Regions from separate parts of the Homo sapiens genome. Here regions 2, 3, 4, 5 and 6 are each linked to region 1. Evidence: chromatin contacts called from ENCODE Hi-C or POLR2A ChIA-PET data. All regions are on one chromosome and are shown on one strand. The core of a region is the stretch at or near the end of the contact, and the rest is flanking DNA. Distances in the headings are between cores, read along the strand shown.

Region 1 (2,700 bases), core at 126-2,625:
TGGTGGCATGCACCTGTAGTCCTCGCTACTCGGGAGCCCGGGAGGCGGAGGTTGCATCCAGCGGAGATCACGCCACTGCACTCCAGCCTGGACAACACAGCGAGACTCTGTCTCCACACACACACAAAAAAAGGCATAACAAATTTAAGTGACTCAAAGCTTTATGTGACACAGGAGCTCTCAGAAAGGAACAGTTAAATTATAACATGTCCATATTATGCGTTAGTATGTGTCCACAACTAACCCATAATATGGACATGTTATAATTTAACTGTTCATTCCTCTCTTGATAGACACTGAAATCGTCTCTATAATTTTCCTGTAAGAAATAATGCCTTGGGGTGGGGGTGTCTTCCTTTCTGAGGCTATCATTTGTATTCCTCACTTCTTAAATTTGTTTGATATGTTGAGGCTTAAAAAAAAAAGATTACGGGTCTTCAGAACGCCCCAATGCCCGCGGGGTGCTGGGGTGCCTCGGAGTTTGTCAAGGTGTAGCTTAAAACGTTAATTCCCATGCTCGCTCCCAAATATTCGAATTAAGGCTTCTGTAGTTCTTACAAGTCACCCGCTTTCTTTCAGGAGGAATGTTAAAGATTAAGAGCGGCAAGAAGTCAGAGTCGGCCCACCCTCCGAGCTCTCTTAGGGCGATGTCCTTGCTAATTTGGAGACTGATTCAGTCCCCTTTTGGCCCCCAAGTTACGTAAAGATAAGGACTTTGGAGATGTTTTCTCAGGAAGGACAGAGCTGAAAAACAAAGTTCCGTAAGTCTGGCCGGTAACTACATCTTTCCTTCCTAACAAAGAATAAGCCGCAATTCACTCTCTCTGGCACCTGAACTTTGGGGTAACGATTAACTGCGATCCGAAGCCTTCAGGCAAGTAAAAAATTCCTGAAGTGATTACGCCTGTTTGGAGGCTTGCAGGGCACTAGGGGATGGGGAAAGGTGAATCGAGGTGCTCTCTGGCTCATTCGCAGCCGGCTAACCCGCCATATCTTACACAGCTAAGGGCTGCCGACGCCATTTTGCAGGGTGGGCTGCGCAGACTCTTGGCGGGAGGCCGGCGCGCTTGAGCGGGAGAGGACGTGGAAGGGTTGGAGGTGGGGAGTGCGCGTTACGACTGGAAAGCACGCGTGCGCACAGGCGACAGCAGCGGAGGGGTGGGGCCAGTGTACGAGTGCGCGTGCTCGGTGGGAGCCCGCGGAGTACCTGGAAGGAGGTGGGGGCGAGGTAGAAAGGAGTGGGGTTGAAAAGCGCTTGCGCAGGACGGCTACGGTACGGGGGTGGGAGGGCTTCGGAGCACGCGCGCGGAGGCGGGACTTGGGAAGCGCTCGCGAGATCTTCAGGGTCTATATATAAGCGCGGGGAGCCTGCGTCCTTTCCCTGGTGTGATTCCGTCCTGCGCGGTTGTTCTCTGGAGCAGCGTTCTTTTATCTCCGTCCGCCTTCTCTCCTACCTAAGTGCGTGCCGCCACCCGATGGAAGATTCGATGGACATGGACATGAGCCCCCTGAGGCCCCAGAACTATCTTTTCGGTAACTGCTGGGGGGAGCTGGAGCGAGGCCGAGCGGGGCCTGGTGGCGGTGAGGGTGGGGGTGAGGGGCGGGAATCCGGCTGCAACCGGGTCTGGTGGAGACCGCCAGACCGACGGGAGGCCTGAGCGGGTGGGAAGAGCTGCCTGAGCCCTGGACCTGGAGGGATTGGAGCCGCGGGGGGAGCCGGTGGCGTGAAGGGGGAGGAGACGAGCGGCCTGAAGCGTCTGGGGCGTGAGCGGTCCGAGGCCCGGGGCCTGAGGTAAAGTGGAACCGGCCGCCTGGAAGTTCGGCCTTTGCCGGGGATACGTGGCGGAGCTCCAGGCGTGGTTTATTTTCTAACGGCGGTGGTTCATAGGCTTCTGATGCCAGGCCCCGGGTTGGTGGTCCTGGAGGCTGGGTTCACCGGGAAGCATGGGCCTGCTTGTTGGAGCGGGTAGATGCACAGCCTGGCGTTATTCTGGCCTCAGAGCCTGGAGCTGCCGGACGTAGACTTACCTCGCGTGCTTCGGCCAGTTACTGGGGGTGGGGAGGCGCGGCGCGGCGTGAGGAGGCCGCAACCGCTGGGAGCACGTGGTTGCCACGTGGTTGGGGGAGGGAGGGGGGTGTGGGCGCTACATCCGGGACTCACCGGCGTGTTGCCACTCGTGAGCCAGGGATGCTGTGGCTCTGTTGAAGTGGGAAATGTTAAGAGGCTGGTAGCACTAGGGTTCTGGAGGTCTTTGTTCAGTGCTTACAGCATGTACTGTGATGGCAGCTCTCATTTTTTTGAGCCCCTTTTCTGTCTCACTGCGGTAGGTGGAGCTAGCCCCACTTTGCAGATGAGGATACTGGTGCCCAGAGATAAACTCACTTAACGAAGGTTGTACTTAGTAAAGGCAATAAGAGACTAAATCTAAACCAAGACGCTTGACTCCGTAGCTGCTGCTTCGTGAATATTAATGAGGCTTCGTTTTAGGGGGACGTCCTCGCATGCCGCCATTTGTGCGGCATTGACCAAACTGCTTTTCTAAATACAAGAAACACGTAGAGTGTTCGGTTTGAGTCAGATCAAGACCTAAGACTATTCGCAGAATTTTGGGAGCACCACCCCCCTCGACTTGCGGTAGTCCTGCCCCAAAAAGGAGAGTCCCACTTGGGTTTTTGATCTCAGTAGGATTAATTGCAGAA
Region 2 (2,700 bases), core at 182-2,681, 1.4 Mb after region 1:
CAAATGCACACTTGATTCAGTAGGTCTGGCCTGGGGACAAGAGTCTGTCCTGTGATGGCCATGTGGCTGGTCTGTGGACCACAGTTTGAGGAGGGAGGATTCGAGGTCAAAGATCCATCATTGCATGTTTCCTCCCACACAGGGCCAACGAATGGCTGTTTGGAAGCAGTGGCTGCTCAAGATCCCTTAACTCTCCCTGCTGTCCCTAGGTTTCCAGTTCAGGCTGAGATTTCCTTTTCTCCCCCAACAGTGTCAGACCACTGACACTGAATGAATGAATGAATGAATGAGTGAATGAATGAAAAGGGAACGCAGAGGTCAGGTCCCGGCATATGCTCTAGGGGAAGGCTTTGGTTCACCACGTCACCCTACCCCAGACCCCGTGCTAGTGTTGTCCCTTCTGAATCCTCCCGGAGGAACCAGCACTGCTGTTCCCCTCTATTTACACAGGGGGAAACTGTCCATTGACTCTGCTTTTGGAACCCGAGCCCTCACCATTCTCCCCTGGGTTTTTTGAAGCCCTGTCCCACCACAACCTTGGAGAAAGGGCCAGTGACAGAACCTCGGGGAAGTTCAGAGTGAGTTTCCCCTACTCAGGTCTTGTGTGACCTCAACTACCATCTCCTCTAATCCAGCAGTCACGGAGGCAGCTGCTCTGTATTCCTGAGGAGGAAACTGAGGCTCTAAGAAGGAGACAATCGGCACAGTCCACGTTGGCCAAGTCACAGTGCAGGTCCCATCTGCCTCTGCCACAACCCTGCATGTTCTCGATGGACCTGGTTCAGAGCAGATGCTCTGTGAATGCCCACTGGAGTGAACGACAGGGGCAGATGGAAGCAGGGACAGCCACTGCCAGCCTCAATAGTTTCAGGTGCCTGGCACTGTGCTAAGCCAGTCTCCTGTTTCTCAGCTGATCCCCAGGAAAACCCCCTCAAGTAGGTGTCATCGTCCTCTTTGTGCAGATATGCAAAAGGGGCGGGGCGGGGGGGGGGCGCTCTGAGAAGCCCAGTGGCTTTCCCAGAGAGACACGGCAGGGGCAGAGGTGAGTCCACCTTAACAGCCTAGGATGGCCGACCTCTTCCCTTCCCCCACAGTATTAGGCCCTCACTCAGAGCTAGACGCTGTGCACGGCCAAAGTCTGTATCACCCCGCCCCCCGCCCCCAACTCAATCACAGTTCAGTGAAACTGTTTACAAATGCAAAAAACTGGGCTCGGAGAAGCAGAGAATTTGTCCGAGGGCATCCAAAGAGATGGAGAAGGAAATCTAAGTGGGAGGCTTGAAGGAATGAGTACTGGAGTCTTTGGGGGACTCCCTTCCCTTCCGACAGCCTCGACTCTCCGCCCCTTCCCTGCCTGCCCGCGGGCCCCTTTAACCGGGTGGCGGAAGGGGCGGCCGGGCGGGCGGCGCCCAATGGGCTGCGCGGAGCGTCACTTCCCGGCAGCGGGAGGCGAGTGGCGAGTGGCGAGTGGCGAGTGTCAGGGGGGCGGCCGGCGGGGGCGGGGCGGCCGGAGGAGGCGTTGGCAGCGGGCTCGGACCCACGCGGCGCCGCGGCCCGCCTGGCCTGCAGCGCTCCCACCCCCGGCGGCGGCACGATGCCCTTTGACTTCAGGAGGTGAGTGTGGCGACCCCGGCCAGTCGGGAGTTCCCTCAGCGGGCAGAGGGAGCGCCCCGGCACGCCGCGGACCCCTCCCGCCCTGCATGCAAAAGCGGCTCCCCGCCCTGTGCATGCCTCCGCAGGCCCCTAGGGACCCCAGGCGAGCCCCCCCCCTGCCGCACACGAAGCCAGCCAGAGCCGCGGAGGCCCCCTCGTGCAGCGGGAGACAAATCCACCCACCTTCCCTCCGCCGAGCCCCCTCCCCAGCCTGCCCGGATACCTTGCATTCCCCTCCCCCACACTAGGAAACATTTCCTCCCTCCTCCCAGATGGGAACAGCCCATAACACCCCAGCATCCCTCTCCTCCCTCTACTGAGCCTCCTTGGTGGACCCCACCTCAGCTGACAGGTGGGGCAGGGCACCTGGAATGAGTCCGGAGGGGCCTGGGGCCCCATGCAGCCTGCCGGCAGCTGGAGGGTTTTAAGTTTCTATAGCCTGAGGCTCCCCCAGGCCGGGCAGATCGGGAGGCCTGCCCCCGCCCCTCCCTCCCTCAGCCCCAGCCCTGTCCGCTGGGTATGGGGGCACCATGGGAAGGGGAGGAGGCGCCTTGGGCAGGACTCTGCAGAAGGGCCACCGGGGTCTGGCCTTGGCTTTCTGCAGTCACCACAATGGGTCCTTTGTGGGGTCCAGCTGCCTCATGGTCTAGGTTGCATGGGGCATTCTGGAAGCCTGCGGGGGAAGAGATCTCCACCAGAGGTTCCCTTGAGGTGTGGAGCCCCAGGGGATGTCCTGGCCTGAGGCAGCCACACTTGGTGTCTGGCTGGGAAAAGAGCAGGGCTTTAATGCAGGGAGGAGCTGGATTAGAATCCTGGCTCTGCCCTTTCTACTGAACAGCTCGGTATATTCTAGAAGTTAGGGGCAAAGGCTCTGGGTTCAGAACTCCCTGTCGCCGCTCGGCTGGCTGACCTCAGCAAGTCTCCGAGCGCCCTCAGTTTCACCACCTGCAAATTGGGGCTAAAAATAAGGTCTCCGCTTGTGACGACTGAGTGCGTGAAACACCCTTAGCAGAGTCTGGCATGATTTAGAGCTCAGAAATAGGGCAT
Region 3 (2,700 bases), core at 127-2,626, 1.9 Mb after region 1:
GGAGGGGGAGGGTGGGCGAGGGTCTCGGGGTGGTGGGGGTGCCGGCCCCAGCATGTGGAGGCGACAGGATCCGTAAGACCCCACGCGCCGCCGGGGCAGGACCGCACAGGGCCGCCATTCACTCACTTGGGGCGTCCCTAATGGGCACTCGTGCATTCCAGCTCGTGCGGTGAGCGCACGCACGCCGCCGCTGCCGCGTTCACACGGCCCCCCAAAGTCGGGGGAGGGGTCGTGGAGCGAAGGAGCTGTAGGCAGATTTTCTTTCTCTTTCCGAGCTGGGAAAAGGGCCAGCCCCGTGCCCTGCACGCCTGGCTCTGCTTTGCAGCTTGCCGGTGAGCCAAGAGCCGGTAGAGCAGAGGAGGCGCACGGTTCGGGTCGTGTCACCATTTCTTGGCTTGCTGACCTGGCCAGGAGCTGGGGATGGCGGCAGCACCGCGGAGGTACGCTTTGCGCTGCCCTCACGCTCCCTTCCGAAAGCAGTGCCCCCAGGGGGAAAGTTCGCAATGCCATTTGTCTCGCCGGCAAAGTTCTGGGATGTCGGGCATCTTTTGAGGAGGGGGAAGACGCGGCACCCTTACTGAGGCCGGCAGGCCAGGAAGAGAAGTTCTCCGGGCGCAGGGCGCAGCCCAGCTCCGGGGACCCTCTGGGCCTCCCGCGTGCCGGCCGGGATGAAGCGCGCTTTGCACCGGACCCGGGATTCGGGGGCGGGGGCTGGCGCTGGCAGCGTCAGACGCTGCTTCATTTCCCCTCGACCCTGGGGAGGACAGCAACAAGTCCTGCCCCAGCCATTTCATCACCCTGCTAGCACGTGCAGATTCCGGGCCCTCGGAGCCCGGCGCGGACCTCGCCTTGCCTCGCGCTTCCCTTTGCACGTCCCGTGCCATCCCAAGAGTTTGCGTGGCCCTGGGTGGGCGCCTGGCTCCCGGCGAAACGCCTGGGGCGCGCCGCGTGGGTGCACGGTGTCCTCTCCCAGTAGCTCCCGGCTGCGGGGGCACATGCACTTACCTGTATTCTGCAGGGACAGGCGGCCTTTCTGCTGGGAGCTCCTGTCTTGGGGACCCTCGGGTGGGTTGGTGGCGTCGGTCCCCCGCGCCGGGTCAAAGGTGGCCAACACCAAAGCCAGGGTCATGAACTGGCCCAGCCGCTCGGCACACATGGTTCTTGGTATTAACCTCCCGTCGGGAGACCTGGATCCTTTGTGCTCCCCTCTTCCTCCTCCTCCTCTTCCTCCTTCGCCGCTTCCCCTCCTCCTCCCACTCTTCCTTTTTGCTCGCCTTTTCCCTCCTCCTCGCGGCCGCGGCTCGGATAGAGGTTACCCAGCGCCCTCCCGTAGCTCTCCGGAGAGCATGTGACCAGGCCGTTAGCAGCGCCGCGAGTGCCCGGCAATGGCAGGGATGGTGCCTCAAATATCCCTGGAAGCTCTGGTGTCACTTGAATGAAGGAGTCGAGCAGGTGTTGTCCCGGCGGCTGGACCAATCCGAGACCCCGGCCCTTTTGACAACACGGCCGGGAGGCGGGGCCTGCGCTCAACTACTACAGGAGGAAGCCGAGCGCCGCTGGGAGCGCCGGACAAAGTTGCCGACCTGGCGGCGGCCACGCGTTTGCGTGCGTGTGTATGAGTGTGTGTGAGCGCGGCCGGAGATGCGTGCGCGTGTGCGGGTGCTCCAGGGCAATGGTCGAAAGGACTGTACAATATAAGAGCGAATCCAAGCTCCAGTTGCTGTTAAAGGGGGACGGTGTGCTCTGGGACAGTGTCCCTGGGGCCCCTGGCTCGCGTCACACCCACATCGGGTTGGGAAAGTTTCCTCTTTCCGCCGTTTGGAATTCAGTGAGATTCCCAGCCCAGAGGACTTGATAAATTGAAGCAGTTTCCTAGGCACAATGATGCTGTGGGCCAACTGAGCACACATGGGAATTCCTGGCCTTGTGACACTTTGCATTAAAAAGAACCCCACGATTGAAGATAGGAGCAGAAGCACTAGATACAGTATTTGGTCTGAGCAACTGCCCTATCTTCCCGCTTTGGTGGGCCGTGCAACACCTGGAGTGTCGTTTCTCGTCTTTCCCCTAATCCAGACGCATTCCAGGCTGGGCTGCAGGGATCCAGGTGACAGTCAGGACTTGCATCATTTCCAGGAGGGTGGCAGGGAGGCCCAAGGCAGCCCTGAGTCAGCCCGCCGCGGAGCATCGCGTGCCCGGAGGCCAGAGCTTGAAAGGCAACTTTACGCGTCTCCAAACACACTCCTGCATTTTCTCAAAGCGCTGCTCGCCACCCCGCTCCGGGTTCCCTTTTACTCTCCAGTCATCCGATGGAAGTGGTGAGAACAAAAACAAAGACAAAAAAGCTAAATCCGGGGAAGTTATCTCCATCTCCTCCCTTTTCTTGTTCGGCCCCCTCCCCAAGAACCGCCGGGTCGGGATAGCCCCCGGCTACTTTCTCACCCGGCCCGTGGAGGGAAGGAGAAAGTTGGGCGCCGCTTGGAGCGCCTCTTCCCCTGCTGTGTGTGTACGTGTGCACGCTCACGTCTCCCCCGCGCCGGGGCCGGGGACAGGAACTGCTCTCGGTCCCGTCACCCCACGGCGCAGCTCGGGGGGCTCGCAGGGCTGGGGGAGGGCGGGGACACGAGCGCCGCGCCCAAGCGCCCCAGGGCACGCACCCGGCGTTGGCGCGCACTCGCCCCTCCCCCCGTCCCCACCCTC
Region 4 (2,700 bases), core at 7-2,506, 1.8 Mb after region 1:
TGTGAGGATTAAGAGAGATGAACATGGTCGGGCACAGTGGCTCACGCCTGTAATCCCAGCACTTTGGGAGGCCGAGGCGGGTGGATCACGAGGTCAGTTCGAGACCAACCTGACCAATATGGTGAACCCCGTGTCTATGAAAAATACAAAAATTAGCTGGGCATGGTGGCACGCACCTGTAATCCCAGCTACTCAGGAGGCTGAGGCAGGAGAATTGCTTGAACCTGGGAGGTAGAGTTTGCAGTGAGCCAAGATTGTGCCATTGCACTCCAGCCTGGGCAACAGAGCGAGACTCCGCCACAAAAAAAAAAAAAAAAAAAGAGAGAGAGATGAACATTCAAGTCCTAAGCCTTTAGGTCCTCACAATCTATGCTTGCTGAAGTGACCCGAACAAATGCAGATGGAGTGGGGTCGAGTGGGGGAAACGCTTTCTAGGGAGAGGGAACACCACATTCTAAGGCTACACATCCAGAAGGAGCTTGAGCAATCCAGGAAGGGCGCAGGGTGCGGTGGCTGATGGCCGGGGTGGCTGATGGCCTTGAGGACCAGCTAAGAAACTTGGATTATTTACTAACAAAAATAAAAGAGCCACCATTTGTTGAGGGTTTGCTCTGACATTTCCATCAAAACTACCTTAGCAAGGTAGATTTAATAAATCCAGTTGTATACAAAAGGGAAACACGAGAAGCCATAGAAGGGCTGCATACAGGTAGGTGACTTGATCAATTTCGTGTTTTACAAAGATCCCTTAGATCATGTGTTGGAGTGATAGGAGGTACTCTACCGACCTGCCTTGAACTCCATACTTTAAAAAATATATGACGTTTATCATTTCCTCTTTTACTCCACAATTTATACTCACTGTAGAAAATATTAAAAATATAAGAAAGTTTGAAGAAACAAAAAATTATTACTGGTACTTTCCAGAGACATCTCAATTGATACTTTTCTTCCAGTCTTTTTTTTTCTATGTAAAAAATATATAGTTATTAGAATGCCTGACAGAAGGAAGATGGAAAGAGACCACTGTGAAGCGTTCTTGATATTCCCTCTTCCCTTCCTCTCCATGTTATTAGGGCCATACCAAGAGGAGAGGCTGATTTCCCTACACGTGTCAGGGAAAGTCCCAACTCTGCGCAGTGACCCTCGCTTGCCATTTTCGCCGGTCTCTAGGGGGCGCTGCCCCGAGACTGGGTGGGGAGGGAAAGAAGGTGGTGCGAAAACGCGTTTGAACTTGGGTCCTGCCGCTGCCCGTAGCCGGCGTCCCCAACATGGCGGCTCCCCAAGACGTCCACGTCCGGATCTGTAACCAAGAGATTGTCAAATTTGACCTGGAGGTGAAGGCGCTTATTCAGGTACTGATCCCGGGACCCCTGCCGGGCTCCAGCAGCCCTAACCCAAGCTCTGCTGGTCTGTGAGCTTGGCAGTGTCACTCCCGAACTTTCCCCACTTGGTTTCCCAGACCACAGGCTCCGCCCCATGGTCGGCTACCCCCCCGGTCCCCATTTGGTTGTGTCCCGGTGACTGCTGGCCTTGATCCTTTTTCCGGGTGCCGCCGGATCTCCCATCCCCAGAGCACCCCACTGTTCTCCGCCCCTGACTCAGCTACTGCTTCGGGGCTCGGCTTTGCCCCTTCCACCTGCAGCCCTGGTCGTCGCCCCGCCCCTGACTACCTCACAACCTACCTGTCACCCTGCTTGGCCCCGCCCTCTGACGCTGCTTCAGCATCCTCTGGTAGCGTCCGGGAGGCAGCTAGCCCCGCCCCCTGCTGGCCAGCTCTCCTGGCATCCAAGGCCACCTGGCACGGGAGGCACCGGGTGAAACGAATGTAACCTGGACCGTAGTTGTGATTTTATGCTTGAGGAAATCGAGTACGGCGCCAAGGCCTAGGTTAGAAGGCATACCTGGGTCAGTGGCAAAACTGGGACCTGGACTGTGAAAGTCAACCTAGGAATAACACCTTAGAGTGTTACCCCGTTTGAACAGATAGGAAATGAAGTGTTTCGCCTTAAGCCATTTAAGGGTAGAGGTAAAATAAACGAGTGGACTTAGGCAAGAATTGGGAGTGTAGACACGGTTCCATGAGTTCAGCAAAAAGAAACCGAGTTTTAAACCTTGTTTTTGCTTGTTTGTTTTTGTTTTTTTGAGACGGAGTCTCGCTCTGTCGCCCAGGCTGGAGTGCAGTGGCGCGATCTCGACTCGCGGCAAGCTCCGCCTCCCGGGTTCCCGCCATTCTCCTGCCTCAGCCTCCTGAGTAGCTGGGACTACAGGCACCCGCCACCACGCCCGGCTAATTTTTGTGTTTTGCTTAGTAGAGACGGGGTTTCACCGTGTTAGCCAGGATGGTCTCGATCTCCTGACCTCGTGATCCGCCCGCCTCGGCCTCCCAAATTGCTGGGATTACAGGCGTGAGCCACCGCGCCCGGCCTAAACCTTGGTTTTTAAAAATAATCATTTTCAACAAAGTCACTAAACATTAGATGTAGACTCAGAGTTTGTAACAAGGTGTGGCAAAAAGTGCAGGAAAATAGGGCTCCCCAGATAAACCAGATGCAGAATAAACCAAATTAGATGCAGAATAAACAAATACGGTGCAAAGAAGTGTGATTAAATGAATAAGCCAGAGAAAAAGTGAAATTTGATGCAGATATTTAAAACTTCTTGAACTTCACTTCTCTGATGTATACATTACAAAACTTC
Region 5 (2,700 bases), core at 201-2,700, 1.4 Mb after region 1:
TGATACGCACTGCCCAGGTACAGAAAGGGCAGGATTTCCACCGGGCCACCCTGAAATCCAGAAATATCCAACATTCATCAAGCTTGCTCAAAGCCAAGGCCAGTGCCCATACCCACAAAAACTTTCTGCTGGAAAAGTCAATTTCAGATACCGAGTGAACTCAGTTCTGTTGCTGGAGGATAAATAAATAGGGAACTAAGCCCATTTGCCTGGGCAGGACCAGCAAGTTCATTTCCGTAGAGCCTACAATTGGAGACTCGGCTCCGTCAGACCACTTAACTGTGGAATAAATCATATCCCTGTGTCCCCTCCGTTATAAATAATGCTGCAGGTCACTTTCTATATTCTCCCTGGCACTACTCTTCCATGCCTTTGCCAGTTCTTACTTCTTCCCTGTGGCAGGGACACCTACTAACCTGATCGTAGAGTGGGGTACTGCAGGAACTGCACCCAGATTCCGCGCTGTCAGGGACGCTAGTACTCAGGGGAAGGCTGAGCCCCATGGGGGTCGACTGTTTGCTGCACAGCTCCGGGCAGGAAGCCGAAAACGCTTCGTATCCTCCTGGGAATACAAAGACATTTTTTTTCCCCATTAGTGACACCGGGACACGGCACCTTCATACAACTCCCCCACCCACCAAGGGCTGGAAGTTTACATCGGAAAGGCCCAGGCAAGTCTTTGTTTCCAGAGCCAAACAAAGCCAATGACAAGTTCCAGAGATAAATGTACTCCAGCGCCCACGCGCTGCAGGTGGGGCGATCCCCCGGGAGCCGAGAGCCAGGGGTACCGGGCAAAACCTCAGGGGTGTGCGGCCCGCCCCGAGCTTCCCCGAGGGCGTACCTTTGAGGAAGAAGACTTGCGCGGCGCGCGCCTCGCGGCAGAGCGCGCCGGCCGCCAGGGCCAGGGTGCCGTCGCGCTTGGCGCCGTCCAGGGCGGCGCTGCGCTCGTCCAGCAACACCACGGCGTGGTAGGCGCCGGCCAGCAGGCGGCCGCGGAGCTCGGCGTTGGGCACGATGTGCTCCAGGCCCATGGCGCCCTTGGCCCGGCGCCGCACGATGGTGCTGAAGCGCACGTTGACAGAGCCGGCGATGTGGCCGGCGTTGAAAGCGAAGAAGGAGCGGCAGTCCAGCAGCAGGCATTGCGCCGCTCGCTCCCCCAGCAGCGCCCGCAGGCCTCCAGCGTCCAGGGTGCCCACTTCCATGACCATGGCCGGCCTCAGCGCCCCCAGCGTGATCGGCCCTGCGGTGCTCTTTGTCTGTTCTCGGGGCCAAGGGCAGGGCGGCGCTTTTCGAGGAAAAGCTAGACCCCCGGGTCTCTCTGCGCCGAACCAAAAGCCGCTTTTGGACTGAGAGAGGAGCGTCACGCGGGGCTCCGGGCTCCTCGGCTTCTTCGCGGTTCCCCCGACTGCCCCTCCGACCCGCGTCGCACACACAGCCCAAATGTCCTTCGCAGCGAGCCTGGCCCGGGGAGCGCGTTTATATGCGGCCTCTGGGGGACGGGGCGGGCCAGACCCGCGCGCAGGGGGAGGGGGGGTGTTTGTTTGAATGGTGATCACGTGACGGGGCGGTGACGTCACCCGCCCTGCCAGGCCAGGCGCCGCCGAGCCAGAGGGGGAGACGTCATCAGCCTCGGAGCTGGGTCCGCTCGCCGCGCGCTGGCTCGCGGCCCGGCCCCCGCCCTGCTGTCCGGCCTGCTCTTGGCGCGTCCCCAGGGACCGGACCCGCGCCGCGCTCCAGGCCCAGCGGGGAGGAGGAGGGCTCGCTGCCAGCTGAGGCTGACCTCCGGGATGCGAGCGGCCGGGAGAACGGGCGACGTGCCACCTGCCTTGGCCTCGCCGCTCCTCCCTCTCTCCCTCCCCGAGTCCCCTTCCCCGTGCCCCTCGGCCGCCGACCTGAACCGAAAGGGGCTTCCTGTGCTTTTGCATACTCTTGTGCCCCTTTTCCTCATTTCCTCATCACTAACAGGCGGGGAAACTGAGGTTCCCCAGGCGAAGCGACTGACTTGCCCAGAACCACACTACTGGGGTGGGGGCAGCAAATAGGCGCCTAAGATGAAGTTTAGAGAAAAATGAACAACTCTGCCGATAGAAAAGTCGTCCCTACCAAGACCGACTCGAGCGAGTTGGGGCGGAGAGGTTCAGGGCAATGCTTTCCTGTTTCCCAGACTTTTCTTTAAGGTGGCTTTAAAATATCTACATTTGCCATGAAAGTGTGAGCAAGCAAACTCCCACCGGGAAATAATGCTATTCCTAGTCTTGTGGCCCCCGGAAGACTTGGAGCCAAGGGAGGCAGGTCAGGGGGCTGAAATCCCGGTGAGGGGTCGCAAGGCCCCGCAGTGGATTCCAGGGTTTGGCGTTTGGAGGGGTGAGGGGCGACCCGCAGCGCGACTCGACGGCGCCCCCCAGGGGCCGCCCGACACGTTTCTGTCACCTTGGCTCCAGACTGAGCTTCTCCATCCCTTTCTTTATTATACAAATAGGCAGTATACACAGTGAGCGCCCACTAAGCGCTGGGCTGGGGGCCTCCAACCCGGAACAGAAGCCGGCCACAACCCTCGCTCCCTGTCGTCGCGGCCGTTATAGGCCGAAAGCAAAATCCAATCCCGGGCCATTGTGGGCGGATTGCCAGGACCTGGATCGCAACACTTGGGAAGACCCCCGCCCCGCCCAGCGATCTCCGTGCCCTGAGTCCCAGTGACGG
Region 6 (2,700 bases), core at 122-2,621, 1.7 Mb before region 1:
TGAAATATCGGCAGATGTATATGTTTGGTTGTTTTCATGGGACAGGATCAATTCAATTGGAGCTTTCCTTTGCCTTCCCAGAAGGTGTCACTAGAGGATGAAAATTAAATGACTTTTAATGTCGAGAAAAACATGGCCAATTTTGAGTGTCCCTACTTCCCTTTTTGCAACTGATTTCCTAGCATCCCTTCATCCCCGTGTTACCTACTTCTCCAGCCTCCCTGATGAGGGAAAAATGCTTTCTCTAAGCAATTCTGATTTTAATTAATACCAATCCAGGTGGGAGAGCTTCTTCTCACCCTCCATCCCCTCTAGTTAGTCAGCGTCTCTCCTGCTGTAATCCACACTAACTCTTGTCTCTCTCTCCCTCTGCCTCAGGGGATGTCAGGAACGACATCTACATTACTCTCTTACAAGGTGACTTTGACAAGTACAACAAGACCACACAGAGGAATGTGGAAGTCATCATGTGTGTGTGCGCGGAGGATGGCAAAACGCTGCCTGTAAGGGACTCACTGCTGCTCTGGGTGACAGGGTCCGCCTTGGGGGCCTCTGCTTGTAAAGACGTACTTTTCCTCTCCCTGATTCTGTTGTCTAAATGCCAGGTGCCTTTGGGATGGTGTTGAATAATGTGTTCAACACCTTTTGAGCTTGGTTAGTGCAGTGTTCCATAATAAGACCTTGTGATATTTCCTTACACCAAAGCAGTTTTTCAATGTCTGTTCCTTTCCTTTCACAACTTCTTCTTGTATGTATGTATGTATGTATGTATGTATTTATTTATTTATTTACTTTTGCTTGGTCTCAGCTTATAGGTTAGCTTTCTGCAGTTAAAATGTTCTCACTGAAACCTGAGCTGGTTTATTCAGGCAAAGTCCATGGTAAGAAAGAGGATCAATACAGTGCCTTGGGCTGGTGTGGAGGCTCAGGATGTGCTTAAAGCAGGCATTCTCAACACTTAATCTAACTCCCCAGCGCTCAGCCAGAAATGCTGGTGGAAAGCCTTATTCGTAAATTGGTCTCCAGAGAGCTAGCAGGGTGTATTCAGGAATGCAAAGCGCATTGCTATATTTATACAGCATATGTCCTGTCCAATATTTGTCATGTGTGTTTATATTTATTTGCTTGTATTTTCTTTAAGGTTGTCAGTGCTGTGTCCAGTGTGTAGGAGGGTTTTGTTTCTCAGTTCCTCCTGACAGAGTAGTTAGCTGAAAAGAAAATCAGCTCTCAGGAGAAATTTTAGCATGGGCGAATATTCCTCTTAGGCCACTGTGAGTGATCAAATAGCCAAGCAGGGCGGGTGTGTTCATCAGAGAGGGGATGTGAAGATGGAAGAGGCATCATTTTTGTCCTTGGGGCCTGGAGATCAGACTGATACTTTGTACCCAAGAATAACTAACATTCACAGGGGAATTACCATGTGTCAGGCTGTGTGATAGTATGACACATTTCCTTTATTATGCCCCATTTTACAGATAGGGAAACAAAACCCGTGTCACTTACAGTAACTCGCCCAAAGCCATAATGTTAGCATATGTCAGAGATGGGGTTTGACTGGTTCCAGGCCCTCTGAGACACTTCACTACAATGCCCGTACATGTAGCAAAATTCTCCAATTTATTTCTCATTTTAAAAAATGAGGCTAATAACCACTGCTGGCAAATTTGGGAAGATTCATAATCGTTTTTTAAATGTAAAGAAATCCTCACAATTGCCTTTTTGTTCATAAAGACTGGTCATGTTAATTAGTATCTATTTGAACAAAATCTAAGCATTGAACGCATCCTCCTTTTGTTGCAGTCTGAAACTTTTTCCAAAAAATAAAATAAGTGAGAAATACTTGACTCAAAGGAACATAAAGGAGCGGAGGGTTTTTATCTGAAAGGGAAATTGCAATTCCCAAATGTAGAGACCATTGCTTTGAAGTTACTTTTATCCAACTTCCCTGGTAGAGAACTTTTTAACCTCAGCTTCATTTTTGAAACATTGATACGCTTACCTTCCATGTTGCCAAAGGACAAATTAAAAGACACAGTTAACAGGCAAGCAGCCATCTTATCTCCTGTCTGAGCCACTCTTTCTTCCACTTTTGTCACCCTTTCAAGTCACTACCGAGCAGGCTGAGCAGATGCACTTATCCAAGATGAGTAGGTAAGCAGGTATTCTGGGGGCTGACATGGAAAGGGAACTGTGGGGCATGGTGATGATTTGTGGTTTCCTCTATTAGGGAAATTCTGGGGGAGTTCAGTTGACTGACTATTGAAAATTGCTTAGGAAGCCTGTGGGAGGCTTTTCTTTCTCTATTTGTAGAAATAAATATTACTGCCTAATTAAGTGTCAGTCAGTACATTCAAACACTTCTGTTTGATATTGGTGGGCTCCTGTGGAAATGGTCCCCTTTAGAAATATTGATTTCTCCTCCTGCTCTAGGTGCATGCACACTGTCTTTGGCAGAGCAGGACCAGAGGGCAGAGGAGGTTAGGCCTGCTCATGGCTCACCTTGGGGTGTCAAGGGCCTTGCTCAGGAGGGGTCATAGCAGAGAAGCTAATGGGGTGGGCTCTGGGGTCAGGCAGACAGGGTTCAAATTCCAGCCTCCCCTCATATTAGCTGTGTGATCTTAGGCAAGTTTATTCATGTGTAAAAAGAAATAATAACCTCTTCTCGTGGGGTTGCAGGTTAAACAAAAGAGTAGGTATTAA

What was found. A loop is a pair of places that touch in the nucleus more often than their neighbours do. ChIA-PET counts read pairs that join two places held with the same protein, here RNA polymerase II (POLR2A). Pooled maps may share reads with other maps.
Region 2: a map of CD4-positive, alpha-beta T cell shows a loop between it and region 1 (4-fold over the local background). The contact joins the promoter of ERGIC1 here to the promoter of NPM1 in region 1. A Hi-C loop is called at or near these places in 1 of 168 maps with a recorded cell type or tissue (CD4-positive, alpha-beta T cell), 1 of 37 single-sample maps with no recorded cell type and 8 of 50 pooled maps.
Region 3: a loop to region 1 is called in a map of naive thymus-derived CD4-positive, alpha-beta T cell, with 5 times the contacts of the local background. The contact joins the promoter of STC2 here to the promoter of NPM1 in region 1. A Hi-C loop is called at or near these places in 1 of 168 maps with a recorded cell type or tissue (naive thymus-derived CD4-positive, alpha-beta T cell), 1 of 37 single-sample maps with no recorded cell type and 10 of 50 pooled maps. POLR2A ChIA-PET finds 5 or more read pairs at or near these places in 1 of 52 experiments (activated T-cell).
Region 4: a map of CD8-positive, alpha-beta T cell shows a loop between it and region 1 (4-fold over the local background). The contact joins the promoter of BNIP1 here to the promoter of NPM1 in region 1. A Hi-C loop is called at or near these places in 2 of 168 maps with a recorded cell type or tissue (CD8-positive, alpha-beta T cell and naive thymus-derived CD4-positive, alpha-beta T cell), 1 of 37 single-sample maps with no recorded cell type and 16 of 50 pooled maps. POLR2A ChIA-PET finds 5 or more read pairs at or near these places in 2 of 52 experiments (WTC11 and activated naive CD4-positive, alpha-beta T cell).
Region 5: a loop to region 1 is called in a map of CD4-positive, alpha-beta T cell, with 13 times the contacts of the local background. The contact joins the promoter of DUSP1 here to the promoter of NPM1 in region 1. A Hi-C loop is called at or near these places in 6 of 168 maps with a recorded cell type or tissue (B cell, CD4-positive, alpha-beta T cell, CD4-positive, alpha-beta memory T cell and 2 more), 4 of 37 single-sample maps with no recorded cell type and 13 of 50 pooled maps. POLR2A ChIA-PET finds 5 or more read pairs at or near these places in 1 of 52 experiments (naive thymus-derived CD4-positive, alpha-beta T cell).
Region 6: a pooled map shows a loop between it and region 1 (2.8-fold over the local background). The contact joins the enhancer-like site here to the promoter of NPM1 in region 1. A Hi-C loop is called at or near these places in 2 of 50 pooled maps. POLR2A ChIA-PET finds 5 or more read pairs at or near these places in 2 of 52 experiments (BJ and MCF 10A).

What each region holds. Positions count from the first base shown.
Region 1 is chr5:171,386,474-171,389,173 of GRCh38, forward strand. It overlaps NPM1 (nucleophosmin 1), which reads left to right and starts at 1,376. Exons shown (of 11, transcript NM_002520.7): 1 at 1,376-1,533. The coding sequence starts at 1,476. It overlaps MIR3912 (microRNA 3912), which reads right to left and starts at 287; the gene lies at 183-287. RefSeq lists silencers at 1,657-1,716, 2,037-2,096.
Region 2 is chr5:172,832,820-172,835,519 of GRCh38, forward strand. It overlaps ERGIC1 (endoplasmic reticulum-golgi intermediate compartment 1), which reads left to right and starts at 1,432. Exons shown (of 10, transcript NM_001031711.3): 1 at 1,432-1,614. The coding sequence starts at 1,595. RefSeq lists silencers at 1,285-1,684, 2,055-2,104, 2,115-2,194 and enhancers at 2,178-2,700, 2,665-2,700.
Region 3 is chr5:173,327,038-173,329,737 of GRCh38, forward strand. STC2 (stanniocalcin 2) reads right to left here and starts at 1,377. Exons shown (of 4, transcript NM_003714.3): 1 at 1,006-1,377. The coding sequence starts at 1,156. LOC124901137 (a long non-coding RNA gene) reads left to right here and starts at 1,562. Exons shown (of 2, transcript XR_007059056.1): 1 at 1,562-2,700. RefSeq lists a silencer at 2,571-2,700.
Region 4 is chr5:173,143,275-173,145,974 of GRCh38, forward strand. It overlaps BNIP1 (BCL2 interacting protein 1), which reads left to right and starts at 1,257. Exons shown (of 6, transcript NM_001205.3): 1 at 1,257-1,355. The coding sequence starts at 1,272. RefSeq lists enhancers at 1,450-1,978, 1,920-1,989.
Region 5 is chr5:172,769,745-172,772,444 of GRCh38, forward strand. It overlaps DUSP1 (dual specificity phosphatase 1), which reads right to left and starts at 1,451. Exons shown (of 4, transcript NM_004417.4): 1 at 842-1,451; 2 at 417-562; 3 at 1-50. The coding sequence starts at 1,208. LOC105377730 (a long non-coding RNA gene) reads left to right here and starts at 2,467. Exons shown (of 3, transcript NR_188285.1): 1 at 2,467-2,700. RefSeq lists silencers at 799-908, 1,449-1,898 and enhancers at 938-1,699, 1,009-1,278, 1,700-2,461, 1,926-2,700, 2,462-2,700 and 1 more.
Region 6 is chr5:169,701,925-169,704,624 of GRCh38, forward strand. DOCK2 (dedicator of cytokinesis 2) reads left to right here. Exons shown (of 52, transcript NM_004946.3): 14 at 379-503. Among named protein-coding and RNA genes, the nearest start is that of DOCK2, 66 kb to the left of the region's middle. RefSeq lists enhancers at 989-1,038, 1,099-1,508. Within about 2 kb of position 1,372, at least 2 of the 41 ENCODE cell types and tissues checked have a DNase peak (open chromatin) inside an H3K27ac peak, as active enhancers do.